Linked DNA regions of Homo sapiens: region 1 is linked to region 2. Evidence: read pairs that join two places in POLR2A ChIA-PET (ENCODE). Cell type or tissue: PC-3. All regions are shown on one strand.

The links. Peaks named below come from ENCODE experiments on the same cell type or tissue, not always from the same donor. Only the 100,000 strongest peaks of a DNase experiment are listed, where the experiment ranks them.
Region 1: POLR2A ChIA-PET joins it to region 2 with 5 read pairs; 3 of 35 experiments call an interaction of 5 or more read pairs at or near these places.

The regions. Positions count from the first base shown.
Region 1 is chr3:111,994,760-111,998,759 of GRCh38, reverse strand. No RefSeq gene overlaps it. Among named protein-coding and RNA genes, the nearest start is that of TAGLN3, 2.2 kb to the left of the region's middle. In PC-3, no CTCF peak of the experiment used is centred here; no DNase peak of the experiment used is centred here; H3K4me3 peaks cover 157 bases.
Region 2 is chr3:111,882,848-111,886,847 of GRCh38, reverse strand. PHLDB2 (pleckstrin homology like domain family B member 2) reads right to left here. Exons shown (of 18, transcript NM_001134438.2): 2 at 1,436-2,784. The coding sequence starts at 2,770. Among named protein-coding and RNA genes, the nearest start is that of PHLDB2, 26 kb to the right of the region's middle. In PC-3, no CTCF peak of the experiment used is centred here; no DNase peak of the experiment used is centred here.

The DNA of each region.
Region 1 (4,000 bases), 110 kb before region 2:
CTACGAGGCCAGCAGCTGCACAAGGGGATGAGGGCCTGTGGGAGGGTCCGTTCTACCAACTGTCCATCTGTCGGGAATAGCCAAGCTACTTTCCCCCTGCCCTGAGGTAACAACTGTCTGGCAGGACAGGAGGGGAGGGACTGAGAGCTGCTATCATTTACTTGTTCAGCTGCCAGCCCAACTTCACCCAGAAACTTCCATCCTGAAACTGTTGTGCCTCAGTTTGACTTATTCAAGGGAGGTATTTTTTTCATGCTACTCTTAACTGAAAGACACTAAGAACAAGTTTTATAAATTATTATTATAATTCTTACTATATATTTTTAGACAGAGTCTCGCTCTGTTGCCCAGGCTGGAGTGCAGTGGCACAATCTCGGCTGGCTGCAACCTCTGCCTCCTGGGTTCAAGCGATTCTCCTGCCTCAGCCTCCCAGGTAGCTAGGATTACAGGTGTGTGCCACCAGGCCTGGCTAATTTTTGTATTTTTAGTGGAGATGGGGTTTTGCCACGTTGGTCAGGCTGGTCTTGAACTCCTGACCTCAGGTGATCTGACTGCCTCGGCCTCCCAAAGTTCTGGGATTACAGGCATGAGCCACCACGCCCGGCAAGTTTTATAAATTAAACAAAACTCAACGACTAAGAACTCTTAGAGTGAAAGGTTTTGATAGAATGTAAAGACTTCATCTGAAGTAAGGACCGTGAAGGCACAACCGACATATTGTCAGAAGTAACTGAATATTTCTCATGGGCAAACAAGCACTCAGGAGAAACCATTAGCTCTAAGTTGGCCCCACATTTTTATAACAGCTAAAGGGCTTGGCAGTTTGTCCTCCTAGACTGTAAGCCATTTGTGGGTAAAGATTGAGTCTCATTGGTGTTGTGTAATTCTCTGGGTGTTTTTCATGAGAAAAATTCCACATTTTTTTTCGTTTGGTTCATTTCTTCATTCAACAGATATTTACTGAGTGTTTATGCCAACTACTGGACTGAGGAGGAATAAAATACAATTCTTGCATTGAAAACAGATTGATAAATTGACTCAAGCATATTAAATAAAGCAATTCTGGGTACATGGGATGATGATCTTTGTCCCTGTGGGAAATTGATTAGAAGCTATGCAGGAAATGACTCCTCAAATAATACATGTATTGAGAAAAATCTCCTACCGGCTGATGCCTGGACTAATGAAAATTTAATTACTTAGGAGATATGTGGGTGGTTTGCCTGAAAAAGACTTAGCGGTCAGTCGTTGAAGGCCTGGCAGACAGTCCTCTGAAAACAGAAAACTAGGAGATTCAGGAGAGCAGTAGGTTTAGGAAGAGACAAGGGAAGGGCTGACTAAGGCAGGTCTTGATGCTGCATGGAATCATCAGTTGAAGAAGCTCAAAAGACAGCAGCACTGTGTTGGGACACTTGGAGCTTAGGGGAAGAGCTTAGAGCAGGGAAATTGACAGAAGAATTATGGAAGTCATCATTGGTATCTTGGGGAGGAGCCATAAGGCTAGTTCCAACCTTAGACTAAGGGAACGGAGTCCCAAACAGAAACCACATAATTTTTTCCATGGCTGGAATGGCTCTAAGGAAGTTGTTGGTTTGATATGCAAAGCTTGAAACAATTCTAAAGATGTACATTTGCTTGACTTTTTTTAAACACTGTGTTTTGCAAATCTTTTGTACCCAAAGAGTCCCTCATATTATAACAGAGTAGCTGGTGTGCTTTAAGTGAATGACTGGGCCCATGCTTCTAGAGAGGATACAATGGCAAAGAGAGGGGCCACAGCAGGGCATGGAAGTGTCCAGAAATCCAGAGGAAGTCTTCAGAGAAAAAATGCTTCATCTCCTCAGGGGTGACAGTGGAAATCAGCTCAATGCCACATTTACTAAGTGCCTACTAGTATTATAGTTAATGTTTTCAACAACTTTTTCTTTCTTTTTTTTTGATTCGGAGTCTCACTCTGTGGCCAGGCTGGGGCGCAATGGTGTGATCTCAGCTCACTGCAACCTCTGACTCCCTAGTTCAAGTGATTCTCCTGCCTCAGCCTCCTAAGTAGCGAGGATTACAGGCATGAGCCACCACAACTAGCTTATTTTTGTATTTTTAGTAGAGACGGGGTTTTCACCATGTTAGCCAGGATGGTCTCAATCTCCTGACCTCGTGATCCGCCCGCCTCAGCCTCCCAAAGAGCTGGGATTACAGGCGTGAGCCACCGCGCCTGGCCTCAACAACTTTTTAAGGGCCTATGTGTATAGCTGAGACACAAAAATAAATGATACATGACAATTTGGTTTAGTAACGAAGTTAAACTTGTAAACAATAAATGCCAGATGTCATGCTAAAATTATGCACAAAGAACTCAGGTTGGTACAATAATACCTGGAGGAGGGTGTTAAGGAATCAGGGGACAGATTTATAAATGAGATTATTTTAAGTCTTGAAAGACAAGTAGGTGTTTGCCAGGTGGATAGAGTGAGGCAAGAGGGGTAGGGAATGTTGCTGTCAAAAGAAGTGTATTTAAGGTGAAAATCTTCCAGTATTAATAAAACATAGGGTTAAAGAGAAGAGAAACATAGAAAGAAAAATGAGGCTGGAATGTCAGGCAGGCTCCAGATTATAAAATGGTGTGTTTGCAAGTGCCCATGGTTAAATTTTCAGGAATTTCAAGAGACAGATGCTAAACTCAGTCATTCTTAGCAATAAGGTTATATTAACTTACTCTTAAATAAGTTATATTACAAAGAAAAGTTACTAAAAATGAAGCACTTCCTGATTTTTTTGCTACATTTTACTGTTAGCTATGTTGAGGATATTTGCGTTTATTGTCTCTATATGGTGTAAATACTATGTGATGGTGTGCTACTGGGTATTTTCTTCCAGCTTTGCATTCAGAGATGTCATGATGTAGTTTAAAACCAGCCAGGGCAGGAATATTTATGCTGTGAATGTTAGCAAATGCTACAAATCAGGGCTTCCACCCCACCACCAAAAGCCAGTTGTTAAACTGGCTTTCAGCAACTGGTTTTTGTTTGTTAAACCAGCCTTTCATGGACTCACATATCATGCAAGAGTTTGAGCTTTTTCATAGAGAGAGAGGATCATCAATCTGATTTGGGTAAAGGAAAAGGAGACAGAATGACTCACAAGTTTGACTTGTATAACAGAAGCAATGGTGGCGCCATTTATTTTAAGAGGACTCATAGGTGGGGAGAGACATAAAGCAGAAAAGATAATAAGGTTTGGATTTACTGCATTTGGGAAGCCCATGGTCCATCCCAGTTCATTAGGCAGTTGGTTTTATGGGTCTGGAGCTCAAGAGTCTAGATTGTAGGTATGTAGTTGAGTCACCTGCAAGCAGGTAGTAGTTTAAACCATGAACATGGGTGATGTTCCTCAAGGTGAATAAGTAGCAAGAGAAGACTGCCAAGGCCAGAACTCAAGGAGTATTAACATTATAAGGTGGGCAAGGAGGAGGAGCCAGTAAAGGGGTTGATATAGCATAGTCAGAGGTGTCTGAGGACAAACAATGTCAAAATAAAGCTTCTGACCTTGGTCATCCTTTGAGAGAAGGAAGCTAGGATATAAACTGAGAATTTCAAAGCAGCAAGTGGTACCAAAAAGGCATGGATAGAGTACTGTTCACAAGAGAGCCCAGAGGACCCAGCAACAAACTTCCTGAAAAAGAGAGATGGGGATGAGTAAGGAAAGGATTCTGAGAGACTGACTTTTGAGCTTCTTCTTTAGTAGAAGTTTACCTGCAAAACCCTGAAAGCCTAGGAAAAGGGGAAGACAAAATGGGAATGTATATTTTCCCCAAAAGATACATTTGGTTAAAAAAAATTGCCTGCAATTTTCTAGGTATATTCTCTAAATACACCAAAGCATCACATTTTTTTCATCCAACCATTACACATCTCCACGATTGTTTCTAAACTAAGAAGTACTTGAGATCTATATTTAGAGGATCTTAAAAAGGTATATTGAAATTCCACCCACCTCAACCCCA
Region 2 (4,000 bases):
CCCAAACACAATGCCATTTTGTGACCATGAACAGTCTGCAGAGATTATTTATGGTAATAAAGAGGAAAGTCATACTGAGTACTGTATAACTGACCCACTCAAAGACTGTCTAAATTCTCTAAGGGTATGCACATTTGTTTTCATTCACTATTGTCAGTTAGGGTATTTGAAAACTCTGTAAGAACAGACATCAACTTATCAAAAACTATGAGTGATGCAAATGATTACTGCTCTAAAATGTCAAACGTATTTCCTTCTGGATGGATGCAAATGGTTTCTGTCCATTATAATCCAAAGGTTACAACAGGGGTGTCCAATCTTGGGCCACACTGGAGAAGAATTGTCTTGGGCCACACATAAAATACACTAACGATAGCTGATGAGCTTAAAAAAAAAAAAGGCAAAAAAAATCTCATAATGTTTTAAGAAACTTTGAGTTTGTATTGGGTGGCATTCAAAGCCATTGTGGGCCTTGTGCGGCCCACAGGCCACAGGTTGGACAAGCCTGGGTTACAATTTTATTGTCCTATAGGGTATCAACCAGTTTTGTGATTCAAAAATCATATTCTAGAATATTTTAGCGACTAAAACACTGATAATCCTACTGTGTTGCTGTAAATCAGCTTTACTATCCTGCAGCTTCTCTTGTTAAGGAAATCATGAATCAAAAATGAATCAAAGTAATCTCTCACAGATATTCATTCTAAGAGAAAAACCTGTGCTTAAAAGAGAAAGGAAAAATGCAGTTGTTTGTTCTCATTCATTGGTGAGACTCTCAAGGGATGTTTCCCCGTCTTATTTTCAATATTTCAACAATAAGTATAAATTCATTTTAAATGGAAAAAGACAACTCAATAGATCTTGTGAGTATGTGTAGTTTGGAATCACTGTACGTGATAAGAATCAGAGCTAAAGATAGTAAGGTTGTGTATGAACAGTGTGGAGAAAAGCTGAGCACCACTGAGGCAACTCCAACTTTCTAGACAACTTGCTATAAAGACAAATTTACTACCTAATTCTTGGTGAGTCATGATTTCACTGACTACTTCTCATAACCATACACAAGCAAATTTAATGATATAAATAATACAAGTCAGCATTTCCTCATAGTCTTAAAGAGAAGTTTGTAAGACTCAGAAATTTCATAAAATTCCCAACTCCTCTGTTATGTTTTTAAAGAATTTATACTTGTGAGAAGTCCGCAGAGCAACTAAATTAACATTAATTCCTGGAGGCCTTCAAGATAGCCAAACAAGCCTATTAATAGTGATATGGGAAGAAGAAGGATAGCAGGAGAGAAGAGAAAGATAGCAGCTGTGGCTAGTGAACATGAATATCCTATATTCCCACATATCCTGGAGTCCATCTCCAAGGCTGCCCTGTAGATGCTGGTTAATGAAACAGTGAGGTCAATCACTGTTGAGATGAAGATTACCAATCGCTCCATTTCCTGCTCCCTGAGTCTTTCCTCCCTCTGCCGCCGGTGATAATCCATCAGGTCATCACGTCCTGAAATGGAGCTAATACTGCTTTTCCGTTCCCGAAGGGCAGGCTGGGGGGTTCCTGAGGCCTGTCTGAGGCTTTCCAAATCTGCCTCATCAAATTCCACAGATCCACAAGAGAAGTTCCTCCTGGTCGCAAAAACTCTGTCTGACTCTCCAGCAAGAAGTGAATGACTCGGGTTTGTCCCCACATATGAAGCCTGATCAAAGTCATCAGAGGCACAGGAGGAGGTGGAGGCCAGAAGCATCTTCCGAGCCACTCGTGGACTGGCAGGGACACTGAGGGTAGAACTTACATAAGGATTGCCTTCAGAAGCAGAGGTTTTATAGGGTAAAGCCCCTGAGCTCAAAGAAGAAAAATTAAGGTAATTGTCATTGTCTATTACGCTATGAGGTAGATCCTTTTCCCCAAGTTTTGTTCGTTTGGAATTGCCCAGAGAGTTTCTTGGAGGCAAGCTGAGAGGTGTCAGCTGGTTCTCTGTGGCTCTGTACAACCTGGGAAGTGATCGGCTGTAGGCTCCCATGTGACTCAGGCTGCTGCTGGAGTACTTCCTAGTTCTCAAATTGATGTTTTCAGATGCAAGCTCCTTGTGTCTAGTTAACTTGGGTTGAAGCGCCAGGCTGTCCTGAATGCTCATTTTCCTGGCTTGCTTTGGGCTTGAAGGCATGCTTGCGGCTCCCGATCTGCTGATAGGAGGCGGGCCAGCATCACTCAGGGAACTTCCATTCCACATGGCCAGGAGCGAGCCAGATGCCTTCCGACCTTCCAGCCCTCCAAGAGAGTAGACATTGTCATGCGATTTATGCCTTGAGCTATATTTGGAATAGGGAGGCTTCTCTGAGAGCCTCAAGGCCCTTTCACTGTCCCGGCCAGTATAATGATCAAAGTCTGCTCTTCCAAGTGGATATCCACTGAGGGAGGATGTAGTGTTGAGTAAAGGAGTTGGAGGTTTCATAGGAATATTTTTGTCAGTTCCATCATAAGAGAACTGCTTGCTTCCCTGGATTTTGGCTAAGGAGGGGCTGCTTCTGACACTGGTTCCCAAAGGAGAAGGGCTTCTCTTTGCAGGCACAGGTTGTGAGAGGGTTAAATAGGAGCCAGAATAGTCTCCATTGGCTTTAAATCTCAGACTGGAAGAGTATTTCTTTGGGCTGAGGCTCTCCATCATGTTTTGGGAATCGTTCTCAACAGAATGCACCACAGAGTCTTCCTCTAAGCTACCATTTTGTAAATCTAGCTCCTTTTGTATGTAGCTATGCTCTTCCATAATCTTGCTGGAATCTGTAAAGAAATAAAACAGAAAATTTTGCCTTAAAGAAGATTTTAAAAGAACAATCCCTTGTTAGGCCTACATCTGAACAAACAATCTTGCAGTCTGACCTAATGCAACTAACAAACACAAACTCAGTTTTACTAAAAAACCTGTTAAAACCATACAGCAAATTAAAGGAGAATAAAGATCATTGACCTGAGATAACTTATGTACAAAAGAGAAATAAAAGGACAGCAATGACATTTGAGCGAAACAAATCCCTAACCAAGTAAAGGTGCAGGATTAGGCTGGTACATTAAAAAAGACAATTTGTCCTTAATGTTCTGGCCCTTCGAGGAACACCTGCTTCCCTAGTGACTAGCTAATGCCCAAAGGCATAATGCAATGGACTTTCCTATAGCTGTCTCTGCTAGAATCATTAACTGTTCAGAAATAAAGTCCTGAGGAAACAAAATTCACATTTGGGCAGAGAAAAAAAAGTTTACGTTAGACACTGATCAATAACATGAGGGTTAGAAGATGGTTCTTTAAACAAGGACTCTGGGAGTTACCTTCTCAACAAAAAGACTTAAAGCTCCTTTAGTCATCAGAGGTAGGTAATAACAAAGAAAAGGGTATTCCACCAATTATTGACACATGGTCGGGATGGTATATTTAAAAACCTGAAACTGTTATATCCTTTAAATTTTCTAGTACCCCAAATGCACTATGCTCATCCTTGCAAATTCTCTCCTCTAGCAGAAACAACTATCAGGACCTAGTCACTCTTCCAGGGACAGATCAGGATTCTATCTTCCACCATTAAAATTTTTAAGAAAATATGTTTTGAACCCTGGTTTGCACAATGTTAACTTAAAACACTAAAGTTTTAGCCAATGAAAATGTCTTTGAATTACAAACTATTACTGCAAATGGGAAGGCTTATAATTCTACCTGATAAAAAAAAATTTTCTTAGATTATCAGCAAAGGGAAAATACAGTTTAAACATTGTCACTGAACTCATGAACCACTATAACTGTCCTCCAACCCTTAGGCACATCAGACACTAATTATGACATCTCTGGTCTATATATAAACAGTATCACATATGGTTAGTAATGGTTTCATAATGTGGTTGTCTCTGTAACTAGGCCACAAGTTTAAGGAAGAGGTTATGTCTAGTATTTTTATCTTCCACCCCTCTAGCTCTTGTTGTCCTATAGGTGAAAAACTTGATGAACATA